Regions from separate parts of the Homo sapiens genome. Here region 1 is linked to region 2. The links are chromatin loops, found by intact Hi-C in ENCODE. Cell type or tissue: MCF 10A. All regions are shown on one strand. Links, peaks and the distances in the headings refer to the core of each region. The heading gives the core; the rest is flanking DNA.

Region 1 (8,371 bases), core at 169-8,168, 84 kb before region 2:
TATACAGTGAAAATCAAAGGAGATAATGCAAGCAAACGTGTTTTGATGAAGTTAAGTACTCTATGTGGAAGGTGTTATTATTATTATCTTTATCTTGTGATTCCAGTGCTGATTTTCAATGTTTATACCCTTGCTCCATAGCTAAGCAATTTTAATTCATTCTATGCCTAAGATGTCATTATCTTGTAGCTAATATTCTACCAAGTTCTAAATATATTTTAGCTAAGTGTTTACCTTCTGTCAACTAATTTTCAATGCTATCAAGAAAATCCATCAGTTTCTTAATGGAAAAAATCAATTTTTCCAGTTTAACTTATTTTTGATTAAAAGAAAACTAATTTCCCATGTACTCTTTTTTAAAGGACATGCTTATTTCTTAAATATTTGTGTTTCTACCTCAAAAAGAAAAAGAGGCTATATACAAAGGCATTATTTTAGTAGACTTAAAAATGCAAGTAAAATGAAGTGGTATTCTGCATTTTAGAATTTCGTGTTATAGATAAATTCCTACTAAAACATAACTGCCTGAGCCCTAGATTACTTGAGGCCAAGAGTAAGACCAGCCTGAGCAATAGCCCAACTTCATCTATATAAAATATTTTAAAAATAGTCAGGTGTGGCGGTGCATGCCTGCAATCCTAGCTACTCAGGAGCCTGAGACAGGAGGATGGTTTGAGCCAAGAGTTCAAGGCTGCAGTGAGCCGTGATTGTGTCATTGCACTCCAGCCTGAGTGACAGAGCAAGACCCTTTCTGTAAATAATTAAAATAATTAAAAATAATTAAATAATTAAAAAGAGATAGCTGAATTCTGTGTGGCCTTCATCCCATTCACAAAGGAGGAGTCCTCATTACCTAATCACTTCCTAAAATGCCTCACTTCTTAGCTTAACCACAATGGGGATTAAGCTTCAACATAAATTTCAGAGGGGACACCATCATTCAAACCGTAGCATTCTGCTCCTGCCCCCTTCCCAAAATTCATGTCCTTCTCACATACAAAATAGTTTCATTCCATCCCAATAGCCCCAAAAGTCTTAACTCATTCCAGAATCAACTTTAACGTCTAAGTCCAAAGATTCATCTAAATATTGCCTAAATTAGATATGGATTAGACTCAAAGTATGATTCATCCTGAGGCAAATTTCTCTCCATCTGCAAGTGAAATCAGTTTATATACTTCCAAATAAAATGATAGGACAGTCATAGGACAGACATTACCATTCCAACAGGAGGAAGTAGGAAAGAAGAAAGAGGCAACAGATTCCAACAAAATCTAAATCCCTATAGGGCAAACATTTAATCTTGAAGCTTAAGAATAATCTTTGACTCCATGTGCTGTCTTCTGTACAAACTGCTGGAGTAGGAGTAGAGTGCCCAAGGCTCAGCAAGAGCCTGCCACCATGGCTCTGCTGGGCTCGGCTCCCACAACAGCTTTCTTAATTTGGAGTCAAATGCCTGCAGCTCTCCCTGGCTGATATGACACTCTGGTGTCTCTATAGTTCTTGGGTCTTGGAGATGGGCCCTCTCTCATGGCTCCACTAAACACTGCCACAGTAAGGACTTTCTGCAGTGGCCGTACCTCGGTTGCTCCACTAAACATTGCCCTTATGGTAATCTCTGTGCTGGCTCCCACTCTGTGGTATTTTTCTGCCTGGGCCCTGAGGCATCCTTTGAAATCTCAGTGAAGATTGCCATGCCTCCACAGCTTGTGCACTCTGTGTACCTGCAGATTTAGAACCACATGGATGCCACGAAGTTGTATGGCTTGTGCCTTCTGGAGTGGTAGTCCATGCCACACCTGGGCCCACTTGAGCCACAGCTGAAGTAGCCAAGGAGCACTGTACTAGAATGCAGTAAGCAGAGACTTGAGACGACCCTGGGCAGTCAAGGAAGGAGACCTAAGGATGTAATTAAAAGGACTCACTTCTTAATACCACCACAATGGGGATTAAGTTCCAACACCATCATTCAAACAATGGCAGTTACGTTCAAGATAAATCTGGAAACTTAATTTTGTTTAAGTGTGATGAAATCATTCTGGTAAAATTTTAAAATAATCTCCTGATACACACAGACGCACACACACACACAGCATTTCATTTTTCAATGCATTTTAATTTATTTGTATTAAATATTTTTCTTAGTATTATCTCTCCTTATGACAAATTATTCATATTACTATGTATGAGAAACTCAACTCTTAAAAAAGTGAGGCTCAACGGGTATAGAACTGAAACTCAAGCCTCTACTTTAGGAAAAAGGGCCAAAAGAGCCAACTTGCTAAATTTCCTTTATAATATACGTATGACAATGAAACTATCACCCTAAAACTGGAAAACCTGAGAAAGGACTCTGCTACTATAAACATGTGAGATTACTAAGGTCATTTTAAGGTAATTAGAAAATGAGCTCATTCAGTGATCATACGTTACTTCTCAAACAAATGTTGCATATAGGACAAAGGTAGATGATTTGTTTTATGAGATATATTAAAATGAATATACTACCAATTTTATGACACTTTCCCCACAACTGTTTGGAAATATTAATAATAGATCTAATGGCTATTTGAAATTCCTTCAGAACAATCTAAATTTTTTGAAAGTATTCTCATTAAATTCATTATATTTCATTGTGACCAAGAGGGATTTATTCTAGATATGTAAGGCTGGTTCAACATCGGAAAAAAAAAATCAAAATAAGTCACCATATCTCCAAGCTAAAATGTAAAAATATGCCCATAAAATTTACTCAGAGAAAGCATTTGATGAAATATGACACCCATTTTTCAGCAAGTGGGGAATAGAAAGGAATTATCTCAATTTCATGGAGTGTCTACATAAGCCTGTATCTAACATCATACTAATGATAAAAGACTGAATACTTTCCCTTTCAAACAAGGAATAAGTCAAGAATGTCTGTTTTTTCTATTGAACAGACATTCAGACAGAATTTCCAGTGAGTTCAATAAGGCAAGAAAAGCAAACAAACAAAAAGAGATATCGTTTATAAAGGAAGAAATAAATCTGCACTACTTGAAGATGGCGTGATCATTTACATAGAAAATTCCAAGGGATTTAAAAAAACAAACAAACTAAATCTTTTAGACCAAATAAGTGAGTCTAGCAATGTCATAGAATCAACACACAAAAATCAATAACATTTATATAGACTAACAATAAACACGTAGAAACTTAAAAATGCAACGCCATTTACAGTTGCTCCACAAATAAATTCCTAAAGAAATCTATATTAGTCAGGATTCTCTGGAGAAACAGAAATAATGTATACATATGTATAAGATGATTTTTTATGGGAATTGGTTTACACAGTTGTGAAAAATGAGAAGTCTCAAAATGTGCTGTCTGCAAGCAGGAGAACCAGGAAAGAAGGTGGTAAAATTTAGTCTGAGTCTGAAGGACTGAAAATCAGTGGAGCCAAGGGTGTCATTCCAACTCTGAGGCTGAGAGCTTGGGTTTGGTAGTGGTGACACTGGTGAAAATCATGGAGTCCAAAGAGTGAACAACCAGGGGCTCCAACCAGGAACCTGTTGGAGGCAGGAGAAAATGTATGTCCCAACTCAAGAAAAGTAAGCAAATTTGCCCTTCCTCCACCTTTTTGTTCTATTTAGGCCCTCAAGGGACTGGATGATGCCTCACCTCGGTGAGTAATCTTCTTTACTCAGTTAACTGATTCAAATACTAATCTCTTCTGGAAACACCCTGACAGACGCATCTAGAAACAATGTTTTGCCAGCTATTTGACCATCCCTTAACCCCATCAAGGTGACACATAACAATTATCACAGGTCTATGTGTGGGATATGTAAGTTTAAAATTACAAAATACTGATTGATAAAATTTTAAATTACCTAAATGAATATGGAAATGCATAATGTTTATAGATTGGAAAACTGAACAGAATAAAGAGATAATCTCTTCCCTGATTGGTGTATAGGCTTTAAACAATTTCTACCAAAATCCCGGCAAGATTTTTGTAGACATAGACAAGTTTCTTCTAAATTTTATATTGAAAGGTACAGGCCCTAGACCAGGTAAAATAATCTTAACAAAGAAGAGTAAAAAGGGAACATTTACTTCACTTGATATAAGGCCTACTATATATCCAAAATAATCAAAATAGTGCAATAATGGCAGAGGGCTAGACACGTAGGTCAATAGGACAGAATAGAGAACCTAGAAATAGACCCACAAAGCTGTGCCCAACTGAATTTTGACAAAGGGGCAAAAGATATTCAGTAGAAAAATGACAGCCCTTTCAACAAGTGGTGATGGAGAAATTAAACATCCACAAGAAAAAATATTAACATTGACCTAACTAAAAATGATCACCAATTTAAATACAAAATGTGAACTCATAAAATGTTTAGAAAAAATATAGGAGAAAATTTGAGGGTATAGGGTTAGCCAAATAACTCTTAGACATGACACCAAAAACACACCCCATTAAAGAAAAAATTAACAATTTGGATCTCATCAATATTTTTAAGAACTTTTAATACATAAAATCACATGTGAAGAAAATGAAGTCAAGGTATGGAATGAGAGAAAATATTTGCAAATCACATAATCAGCAATGAACTAGTATACAAAATATGATTTAAAGCTTTTAAAACTCAACAGTTAAAAAATTTAGTAAGAAAATGAATAAAAATATTGAGACAGTTTACCAAACAGGTTACAGAGATGGCAAATAAGCACATGAAAAAATGCTCAACATAAAAAATGCAAATAAAAATCACAATGACAAATCACTACACACCTATCAAATGACTAAAATTTTAAAAAAATAGTGAAAACACCAAATGTTCGCAAAAATTCTGAGAAATTGCACCATTCTTACATTGCTGGAAATATAAAATGATACAGCCACTCTGGAAAACAATTTTAACAGTCTTATAAAAGTAAATATGCAATTGCTGTATGGCAATTGTACTCATGGGCATTTATCACAGAGAAAAAATTATGTTCATCCAAAAGCTTGTAAACAAATATAGCACTTTTATTCATAATAGTGAGAACACAGATAGTTAAACACTGAAAATAGCACAGATACTCTTCAACATGTTAACATGTGAACAACACATGACCGGTGTACCAAACTGTTATCTACATGCCATTGATTACTATTCAGCAATAAAAAGAAGCTCTATTAATACCTGCAGCAACTTTAAAGGATTTTCAGGGAATTATGCTAGGTGAAAAGAGTCAATCCTAAAAGGTTGCCTAGTGTATGACTTCATTTATATAATGCTTTGAGATAAAATTTTATTTATTTGTTTGTTTATTTTATTTATTTATTTTTAAGACAGAGTCTTGCTCTCTCACCCAGGCTGGAGTGCAGTGGCACCATCTCGGCTCACTGCAACCTCCATCTCCCAGGTTCAAGTAATTCTCGTGCCTCAGTCTCCTGAGTAGCTAAGATTACAGACCATGTGCCATCACACCAAGCTATTTTTTTGTAGAGACAGGGTTTTGCCATGTTGGCCAGGCTGGTCTTGAACTCCTGGCCTCAAGAGATCCGCCTGTCTCCATCTCCCAAAGTGCTGGGATTACAGGCTTTTGCCTGGCAAGATAAAATTTTATAAATGGAAAACAGAGTAGTGGTTGTATGGAGTTAGACAACCTGGTAAGTGGTGGTGTGCAGGAGGGAGGTGGGTGTGATAATCAAAGAGTAAAACTATGTGAGGTGATATGGTTTGGATCCCCAAATATGAAATTTCATGTTCAATTGTAATCCTCAGTTTTGGAGGTGGGGCCTGGAAAGAGGTGATTGGATCATGGAGGTGGATTTTTCCCTCTGTATTGTGTCGCAATGGTGAGTGAGTTCTCACATGATCCTGTTGCTTAAAAGTGTATAGCACCTCCTTCCTCTCTCCCTTCCTCCTGCTCCAGCCATGTGAAGTGCTGGCTTCCCCTTCACCTTCCACTATGATTGAAAGTTTCCTGAGGCCTCCGCAGAAGCCAAGCACATGCCAGCCTCATGTTTCCTGTACAGCCTGCAGAACTATGAGCCAATTAAACCTCTTTTCCTTATAAATTACCATCTCAGGTAGTTCCTTATAGCAGTGCAAAAACGGACTAACGCATGAAGGATCCTTGTGGTGAGAGAACTGTTCAATATTTTTATTGGGGTGGTGGATACACAATCTACACCTGTGAAAAAATTATATAGAGCTAAACATACATACTCACAGTCACAAACAAGTATAGGAAGAACAAAGGAAATTTGAATAGGATCATTAGCTTGTATCAGTGTGAATATCTTGGTGTGATATTGTGCTATAGTTTTGAAAAATGTTACCATTGTGGAACACTGATAAAGGAAAAATAGGATATCTCTGTTACTTGCATGTGAATCTAAAATTATCTCAACAAAATCTTCAATTAAAAAACTATTATATTAGAAAAAAGAAAATTTATATTTAGGGCAAAAGCTCAATAATTTTTTAATCATATTGCCATTTTTCCACTGTTGATAAAATATTTTCTTATTGTGTCTTAATTTGCAAAAAAAGTTTAATATTGGGTAATTTTGTCTTGGAGAAAATCATTTATTTACAGGTACATATGCAGCCACTGTGTTAGATATAAAACCCTTAAAACAATATTTACAATCATGGCAATATGACCTACTACACTGACTGTAAGTTACAATTTCAGTCACCTATCACCAAAACCTATATATTATTATTTATTGGGCACTAACTTATTCAGTGTTTTACAGACATTTTAAACCATTTCACCTGAAGAAAATCTTTCCTAAAAGACCATGTAGTATAAAGTCAGACTGTGAACTGGTACATCAAACAGCCTGTTCTGACAAATGAAATTGCTAAGCATTGTAGTAAGTATATAAATGAGCTGGAGCCTTGTTGAAGGCTGTACAATCAATCTCACTTTGAAATGAATGGGTTATCTTGATAATAGTTTTGTTTGTGTGTTTGATACTCAGCTGAATCTGTTAGTATAAGTAAAACTTGGAAGTAGACACCAAATCTCTTTTTTTTTCCTTGAAAATCAAACATCTTGTTGATGAACTGGCTTTCAGAACTAAATTTAATTTATTTAGTTTATTAGCATCAAACTTATAACTCATAGGAAGAAAAAACAAAAAAAAAGTCAAGACTGCTTACTTCAGTTAAGGTTAAATTATATATAGGCAAAGCATCTACAGTGTGGGCTATGCAGGCATAATGCAGACTCTATTTATCTCCAAAATCTCCTTCTTTCTCCCCTACAGTAAACTCTAAGACCTTTTTACCAAATGTTAGTGGAAAGGAATATCAAATCATCAACAACTTTTAGTTCTCTGTGTCACTGCTGTACCTTTATCATTATTCTAGTAATAAGTACACTAGTGGGGAAATCTACATTCATAATGAATGATATAGTTTCTATATTGGGGAATGTGGGCAAAGAATACAGTGAGCCAATTAACCTATTTCTATTAGTCCACTTTCATGCTGCTTATAAAAACATACTTGAGACTGGGAAGAAAAGGAGATTGAATTGGACTTACAGTTCTACATGGTGGGGAGGCCTCAGAATCATGGTGGGAAGCAAAAAGTACTTCTTACATGGCAGTGGCAAGAGAAAATGAGGAAGATGCAAAAGCAGAAGTCTCTGATAAAACCATCAGATCTCATGAGACTTATTTACCACCACGAGAACAGTATGGGGAAACTGCCCCCATGATTCAAATTATCTCCCACCAGGTCTCTCCCACAACAGGTGGGAATTATGGGAGTACAATTCAAGATGAGATTTGGGTAGGGACACAGAGCCAAACCATATCGATTCTCCCCTGGCCCCTCCAAACCTCGTGTCCTCACATTTCAAAACCAATCGTGCCTTCCCAACAGTCCCCCAAAGTCTTAACTCATTTCCACATTAACCCAAAAGTCCACATTCCAAAGTCTCATCTGAGACAAGGCAAGTCCCTTCTGCCTATGAGCCTGTAAAATCAAAAGCAACCTAGTTATTTCCTAGATACAATGGGGGTACAGGTATTGGGTAAATATAGCTGTTCCAAATGGGATAAATTGGCCAAAACAAAGGGGTTACAGGGGCCATGTGAGTCCAAAGTCTAGCAGGGCAGTAAATTCTAAAGCTCCAAAATGATCTCCTTTGACTCCATGCCTCATATCCAGGACAAGCTGATGCAAGAGGTAGGTTCCCAAAGTCTTCGGCAGCTGTGCCTCTGTGGTTTTGCAAAGTATAGCCCCCCTCCTGGCTGCTTTCACAGGTGGGCGTTGAGTGTCTGCAGATTTTCCAGGCCCACCGTGCAAGCTGTTGGTGGATCTACTATTCAGGTGTCTGGAGGATGGAGGCCCTCTTCTCACAGCTC
Region 2 (8,371 bases), core at 151-8,150:
CCCACAACGGTGCCTTAGTCTTAATCCAAAGGAATAATCTAGGAACATAAGAAAATGAGTTGCCTTTAGCTGAATTCTATAGCTTTGACCAGACTGCAGTATTAAGGGGAGCCATAATTCATGGTGTGACCAGGACATTGACACAGGAAACAAATACGGTAGAATGATGGACAAGATGACCAGGTAACTGTCTTCCTAGACTAAGCTGTGTAATCCCATAGACTGACACTATAATTACATGGAAGTAATTGCCATGTATTTGCCAAGAAATTACATGGTTGACAGTACTCTGAAAATTGTTCTGTATTTCTAGTGCCAACAGCTATGTTAACAGAAAATGAAATTAGAAACAACCACAGGAGGTGTTTTCTACTCATTTAGAAAACTATTTCATTTGACAAGTAAAATTTAATTTACAAGTAAATATTATAAAACTAAAAATAAAATAGAATGACTTAGAAATGTTTCTAAGAGTTATTGTTATTTGGCATAATGTTGGCTTTATGGAAAAAACAAAGTCATTTACTACATCTCAAGCTAATTACATTTTCTATTTCGCAAGTGCCAGTGCTATAAAGCCGTATTTCCCAGGTTATTCCTCACAAACAAATGAATGTCAGATTCCAACAGGCCAAAATAGGAATAACTATATTTTGTAATCCGACAACTTTTTCCAAAATAATATAAAAGCTATCTTTTATGTATTACAAAAGCTAAATTGTAAGATAAGAATAGTTTTGCAATGTAAAATTATGTCCAAATTAGCAAATGAGTAGTTTTATGTTCTCACATTTTGTGGCATAAATGTGAAACTCTTAGAGATCAAAATCACCAGCTTAAACCAAGAAACCTTACAAATGATCATTATGCTAAAAACTACTGACTCTCTTATTTGGCAAGAAGCTTGACTGATTAATCACACAAATTTTGTGAAAATAAATACTATGAGAACTGATCTCTTACTAAATATATCTGATCTCTTAATAAAGTTTAGCGCTACTCTAAAGTCTTGTCTACATGAAAAAAATTTAAAATCAAAAAAAGATTCACTTAAACACATTTTTCAGAATTTATTTTAAAGTTATATAATAAATTATTTTATCTAACTATGCATTTAATTAATACAAAATTTTGTAATGTGACCTATACATATACATATTTCATTTGCTGGTTAAGCCAAAAAGTGAAATTTAGGCAACCAGAGAAGATAACCAGTGTCAAAGGAATCAAATTCTCTTCTCATTTTCTATTTTACATTTTACTAAGGAAGTTAGTTTTACAGCAGATGTTAAGATTTAAATGTTCTGTACTGTGGGGAAAAAAGCAGTATATATATATTAGTATTTATAGTAACTAACGTTTGTTAAAGAAAACAGATATACAGAATAATATACATAAAAATATACTTCCACATAAATAAAATATCGGAAAAGTTACATAAAAAATTAATAATGCTGATTACATCAGGGCAGAATTACTGAGTGTTAAATTCTATGAAATATCTTTTGTAACTTTTTGACTTCATCTTGTTTTTATAAATTGTCTATTCAAAAATCAATTTTAAAAAGCAAAAAATAAATATGATCTTTTATTTGATGAAAAAGGACTACAGAACTGGGACCATAGGCTGAAAGTAGAAGACTAGAACTATAACATAGACGAAAATCATTCCTTGGATTATAAAGAAAGTTACTACTTCTCATTTTACAGAGCATAATAAAGAGCAAAGTTTATTGAAAGAGGGTTTGGCTCTGTTGCCCAGGCTGCAGTGCAGTGGCATGATCACGACTCCCTGCAGCCTGGACTTCCTAGCCTCAAGCAATCCTCCCACCTCCGGCTCCTGAGTACAGGCTCGGACTACGGGTTCATGCCACCATGCTCGGCTATTTTTTTGTAGAGATGGTATTTCTCCATGTTATCAAAGCTTGTCTCGAAATCCTAGGTTCAAGGTATCCTCCCTCCTCCACCTCCCAAAGCGCTGAGATTATAGGCACGAGCCAGCGCACTTAGTCTAAGAAAAGCAAATCTTCTAAGAATACATGAGCAGTTTGAAAATGCGGGCCTTACATAAGAGTCATACAGTGGATTTTAGAGACTCAGGGGGAAAGGTGGGAGGGAGGTGAGGGTTAAAAGACTATATGTTGGGTATAGTGTATACCACTCAGCTAATGGGTGCACCAGAATCTCAGAAATCACCCTTAAATAAGTTATCCATATAACCAAACACCACTTGTTCCCCCAAAACCTACTGAAATATATTAAAAAGAAAAATAAAAGAAAATGGGATCCTTGGAAAAAATAATGTGTCATGTAAGTCCAGAGCCATATGGGACAAAGATGAACATGGGACAAAAACAAAGAGGACGAGTAGCACATGTATAACTCAAGAAAATGAAGAAACAAAGCTAACCTTCCTCTATACTCAGATACACACGTACACATACAGACACACACACTTTCTATTCTATGCCCTTCTGGGACGTTGGCTGGGTCATAATGATCCTATTGGCTAATCCCCTAGCAGGACTCAGTGTTCAGCAGCCAATTTTTGCTGTTTGTCACCAATTCTTTGAAATAGCCTGATTAAAACTTAATCTGATTCTTTGGCCAGGAAATGTCAGCTTCCAAAAGACTAGTTGTACATTTTTTGCCCTTGATTTCTGTGAAATAGTCCTAAATAAAGCCTGTGATGTACTCTAGGCCTTCCTTAACTGGGATTCCATGAAAAATTAAGCCCCTACCAAATGCACTAAAGGCCTCCATTTTATGTATGAATTAACTTATTTTCCTATGCATCTAGAATGAAATTGATATGTGTTATTCTTCAGAGAATTGTGAAAAGAGTCATGAAGACTATTTTCTGTTTCCTGTGATTCACAGGGGAAGAATCCCATTGAGATTATGTTACACAAAAGAAGCACAGTTTTTAGACCAAAGAGTAAACTCAGGATAACTCAATTTTCTATTTCAAATTCTCAAACACTTTGCAAGAGGATCTGCAGACCACAAAAATATTTCTTTGAAATTATGCCATCTTTTCCAGTGCTTTGTTCCACACCACAGTTGCTTCACATTTCTTTTATCTCAAAACTATTCTGAAATATTTCTCTTCCTCTCCACACAATTCCATCCTGTCTCCCATGCCAGAGGGCTAGTGGGATACTTATTTATACCGCTGCAGCAGTGCCGTACTTTAAGATTGCCAAAGAACCAGGCAACGTGAGTATCCAGGTGCACAGAATCGTCAGGAATTGTGGTAATTCTATTACTGTAAATACTTTTTTCATGAGAATTGTAGTTTGTATTTTTGTTCTGTCCCCAGCCATTTCTTCCTTTCAATTTTGGTCCTATAACTTCTGAAATATGAATATAAATTGTTTTGCTTGATTTGATTCATTTCTGTTACTGACAACAAAAGTTCTATCTAATATACTTTATATATTTTCTAAAAACTTTGCTCTAAAATATTTCAATATTTTCAATGTTCATGTTTTTTGTGTACATGCAAAGAACAAAAAACTAAATTAACTTTTTCTGAATGTTAAATAACTTTTTTAGAAAATTTGGTGAGTTAACTAGATGAACAAATGCGTAGCATTTATGGGAAATAAACAGAGCATATACATTATTTTCAAACACCAGAAAAAGTATTTATAACAAAAAGTTTTATGCCTAAAAATGAAGCTAACATCGTGAAAGTAGAAATCCAGCAGATCATATTTCTTGTTTAAATTTTAGTTTAGGTTCAGGGGTACATATGCAGGTATTCATGTGGGTGAATTGTGTGTCACGGGGGTTTGGTATACAAATAGTTTCATCACCCAGGTAATAAGCATAGTACCTGACAGGTAGCTTTTCAATCCTTACCCTTTTCCCACCCTCCCCAGTGTCTTTTACTTTCTTTGTGTCCATATGTACACAATATTTAGATCCAACTTATAAGTCAGAAAGTGCAGTATTTGGTTTACTGTCCCTGTGTTAGTTTGCTTAGGATAATGGCCTGCAGCGCCATCCATGTTGATGCAACGGACATGATTTTCTTCTTTTACGGTGGTGTAGTATTCCATAGTGTACATTTACTACATTTATTTTATCCGGTCTACCATTGCTGGGCTAAATTAGGTTGATTCCACATCTTTGCTATCATGAATAGTGCTGCAATGAACATATGCATGCATGTATCTTTATGGTAGAATGTTTTATATTCCTTTGGGTATGTGTACCCAGTAATGGGACTGCTGGTTCTAAGTTATTTGAGAAATCTCCTAACTGCTTTCCACAATGGCTAAACTAATGTACATTCCCACCATCAGTGTACAAGCATTCCCTTTTCTCTGAAACCTCACCAGTATCTGTTATTTTTAACTTTTTATTATAGCCATTCTGACTGGTGTGAGATGGTATCTCACTGTGGTTTTGATTTGCATTTCTCTAATGATTAGTGACATTAAGCATTTCTTCATATGCTTGTTGGCTGCATGTATGTCTTCTTTTGAAAAGTATCAGTTCGTGTTTTTTGCCCATTTCTTAAAGGGGTTGTTTTTTGCTTGTTAATTTGTTTCTGTTTGTTATTGATTCCGGATATTAAACCTTTGTTGGATGCATCGTTTGCAAATATTTTCTTCCAATCTGTAGGTTGTCTGCTTACTCTGTTGATAGTTTTTTTGTTTGTTTGTTTTTTTGCTGTGCAAAAGCTATTTAGTTTAATTAGGTCCCATTTTTCAATTTTTGTTTTTGTTGCAACTGATTTTGGCATTTTCATCATGAAATCTTTGCCCCCAAGTCCTATGTCCAGAATGGTATTTCCTAAGTTATCTTCCAGGGGTTTTATAGAAATAAATTAACTTTTAATATTAGTTAATACAATTTAAGAAAATAAATGGCAATAGATATTTATATTACGTGGGTTTAGTCACTCTCAACTAATATTTCACATACATCTGTAAAATCTTGAGTGTAACATTGCTGTTAGATGAGCATATTCTGATTATTGCTTTTTTCTGGCTTTTTTCTTACTTTTTTCACTGGGCAAAATCATTTTGTACCAATGGCTTATTTCTCTTTATTATTGAGTACTATTCCATTGTATAGATATATTACCATTTGTTTATCAGTTCATATGTTGAAGGACTTTTCAACTTTACCTATTAAAAATAGCAATTAAAAATAAACTGTTTTTAAAATTTTATGAATATTCATATATGTTTTTTCGTGAACATAGGCTTTCACATCCTAATGACAAATGACTAGGAATAAAAAGCCTGCATCACATGTTAGGTACATGTTTAACTTTTTAAAAAAAATTTTGTGGGTATATAGTAGGAGTATATATTTATGGTGTAACTAAGATTTTTCTGATACAGGCATGCAACGTGAAATAAGCACATTGTGAAGATGTTTAACATCTTAAGACATTGCCAAAGTGGTTGTACCATTTTTTTTTTTGCAACCAGCAGTGTAAGAAATGCCCCTTCCTCCACATCCTTGCCAACATTCGATATGATCAATCTTTGTAATTATAGCCTATCAATAATTATGTAGTGGTATCTCATCTTGATTTTGATTTGCATTTCTCTAATGACTAAATGATATTGAGCATCTCTTTTTTTGCTTATTGCCATCTCTATATCATCATCTTTGATGACAAGCATGGTCATATATTTTGCCCATTTTATTCAGTTGTTTTGTATTGAGTTTTGACAGATCTTTATATATTCTATTAGACATATCTTATTCTATTTATATATATTCTATTAGACAGATATTTATATACTCTATTAGACACATATTTTTCAAATATTTTCTCCCAGTCCATAGCTTGTCCTTTTTGTTTTCTTTCCTTTCGTCAAACTTTATTTTAGTATCAGGGGTACATGTGCAGGTTGTTTATATAGGTATATTGCATGATGCTGAGGTTTAGAGTATGAATGAGTCTGTCACCCAAGTAATGAGCATAGTACCCAATAGGTACTTTTTTTCAACCCTTAACCTGTTCCCTCTGTCCTCTCTCCTGTATTTCCCAATGTCTATTGTCTCTTGTTCCCATTTGTATGACCATGTCTACTCAATGTTTAGCTCCCACTTGTAAGTGACAACATTTGGTATCTGGAGTTCTGTTTCTGTGTTAGTCCACTTAGGATAATGGTTTCCAGCAGCATCCATGTTGCTGCAAAGAACATGATTTTGTTCTTTTTATGGCTGCTTAGTACTCCACGGTGCATATGTACCACATTTTCTGTATCCAGTTTCCCATTGGTGGGCACCTGGGTTGATTCCATGCCTTTGCTATTGTGAATTGTAGCTTGTTTTTCATTCTCCTCACAGTATCTTCCAAATAGCACAAGCTTTTACATTTTGATAGAGCCAAATTTGTTAATTTTTCCTTTTGTGATTGTGCCTTTGGCTGTTGTGTCTCAGAAATTTTCACCTTATACAAGGTCACAAAATTTTTCTCCTGTGATTCCTTCTACAAGTTTTGTTGCATTCAGACTTATTTCTAGGTCTGTAATACATTTTGAGCTTACTTTTGCGTATGCCGCAAGACATCAATCAAAGTGCATTGCATGAATGTTTATATCCAGTTGTTGCCAAATCACTTGTTCTTTAAGACTATCATTTCTCCACAGAATTATTTTTCACTTTTGCTAAAAATCAATTGTACATGTTTGTATATGTCTAAGTTATCTATTCAGTTCCATTGATGTATTTCTCTATATTAATGTCAACAGCATACACTCTTGATGACAAAGCTTTATAGTCAACCTTGAAATAAAGGTACCTCTACTATTTGTTCTCCTTTTTCCCATATATTCTTTTTCCTATTTTTCAGACAACTTTTGGATTATCTTAGTATTTTTTATAATTCAATTTAGATCCTTTGTTGACTAATAGTATAAGAACTTTACAGTAATATATCTCCTTCTAGCTTTTGTTATTATTTTCATCCATTATATTTACATACATATTATAATAATATATTGTTATTTTGTTTACTTAAACAGTTCATATCTTTTTCACAGCTTGAAATATAATTCACATATACAATTAACCAATTTAAAATATCTAATTCAGTATTTTTAGTGTATTTACAAGGTTGTGTAACTATTATCACAATCTCATTTTAGAATATTTTAGTTCCTCCTTAAAAAAAAAAAAGAAAAGAAAAACATACCCATTAGTTATCACCTCCCATTTCTCAAGGTTGTCAAGGTTCATCCATGTTGTAGCATGCATTGGTACTTCATTTTTTATTGCCAAATAGTATTCAACTGTGTGTTATGCAACATGTTATATTTGAACAGTTACTTCTATCTTTCAATTATTATGATTAAACCTACTATGAACATTTGTGTAGAAGTGTTTTGTGGGTATATGTTTTTACTTCTCTTAGTAGAAATGGAAATGCTTGGTAATAAGGTATCTTCATGTTTAATCTTCTGACTGTTTAACTAAGCTGTTTTCCAAAATGGCTACGCCAACTTACATTTTCACCAGCAATGCATTAGGGTCCAATTTCTCCACATCCTTGACAATGATTATTATCTGTTTTCTTGATCATAGCCATTTTAGTGGATGTGAAGTGGTAGTTTTGATTTTTATTTATCTGAAAAGTGATAAATGATGCTCAACATCTTTATTATCATTATTATTATTTTTGCTTATTGGCCATTTGTATATCTTTTTTGAAGAAATGCATATTCAAATTCTTTGCTCATTTAAAATTGTTTTTATCGTTCGGTCATAGGCATTCTTTATGGCTTCTGAATAGAAATCTCTGATCAGATACAGATTTGAAAATTAATTTCTGTAAAAAAGCCAGCTGGAGTTTTGATAGACACTGCATTGTCTATAGTTCAATTTAGAGTACTGACATCTTAACAGTATTAACTCTTCCAATCCATGAGCACAAGATGTTCTTTCATTTTTGTAGATCTTTTTTAATTCTGTGAGATTAGGTTTTATGGTTTTCAGTGTATAAGTTTACACTTCTATTAAATGTATAACTAAATATTATTTTTGATGCATTATAAATGGAATTATTTTCTTAATGTTATTTTTACAATGTTTATTGGTAATATATTAAAAGCAATTGATTTTTATGTATTGATCTAATGTTCTGCACCCTTACTGAACTCATTCATTAGTTCCAATAGTTGTATGTGTGAGTATATGTGTTTCTTAGGATACGAGGAAACATACAAGACCATTAAATCTGCCATTAAAGATAGTTCTATTTCTTCCTTCATGATCTGGATGAACTTTGTTTCTTTATCTTGCCTAATTATCCTATCTGGGATCTCCAGCACAATGTTAAACACAAGTGGCAAGAGCAGATATCCTTGCCTTGCTCCTGACCTTAGAAGTAAAGCAT

What was found. Hi-C counts contacts between places; a loop is a spot of excess contacts. Peaks named below come from ENCODE experiments on the same cell type or tissue, not always from the same donor. Only the 100,000 strongest peaks of a DNase experiment are listed, where the experiment ranks them.
Region 1: a loop joins it to region 2, with 2.1 times the contacts of the local background. A loop is called at or near these places in 3 of 110 quality-filtered maps.

What each region holds. Positions count from the first base shown.
Region 1 is chr14:28,490,725-28,499,095 of GRCh38, forward strand. No RefSeq gene overlaps it. Among named protein-coding and RNA genes, the nearest start is that of LINC02300, 120 kb to the right of the region's middle. In MCF 10A, for the core only: no CTCF peak of the experiment used is centred there; a DNase peak (open chromatin) is centred at 3,687.
Region 2 is chr14:28,574,916-28,583,286 of GRCh38, forward strand. LOC107984684 (a long non-coding RNA gene) reads left to right here and starts at 3,196. Exons shown (of 3, transcript XR_001750691.2): 1 at 3,196-3,256. In MCF 10A, for the core only: no CTCF peak of the experiment used is centred there; DNase peaks (open chromatin) are centred at 2,936 and 3,156.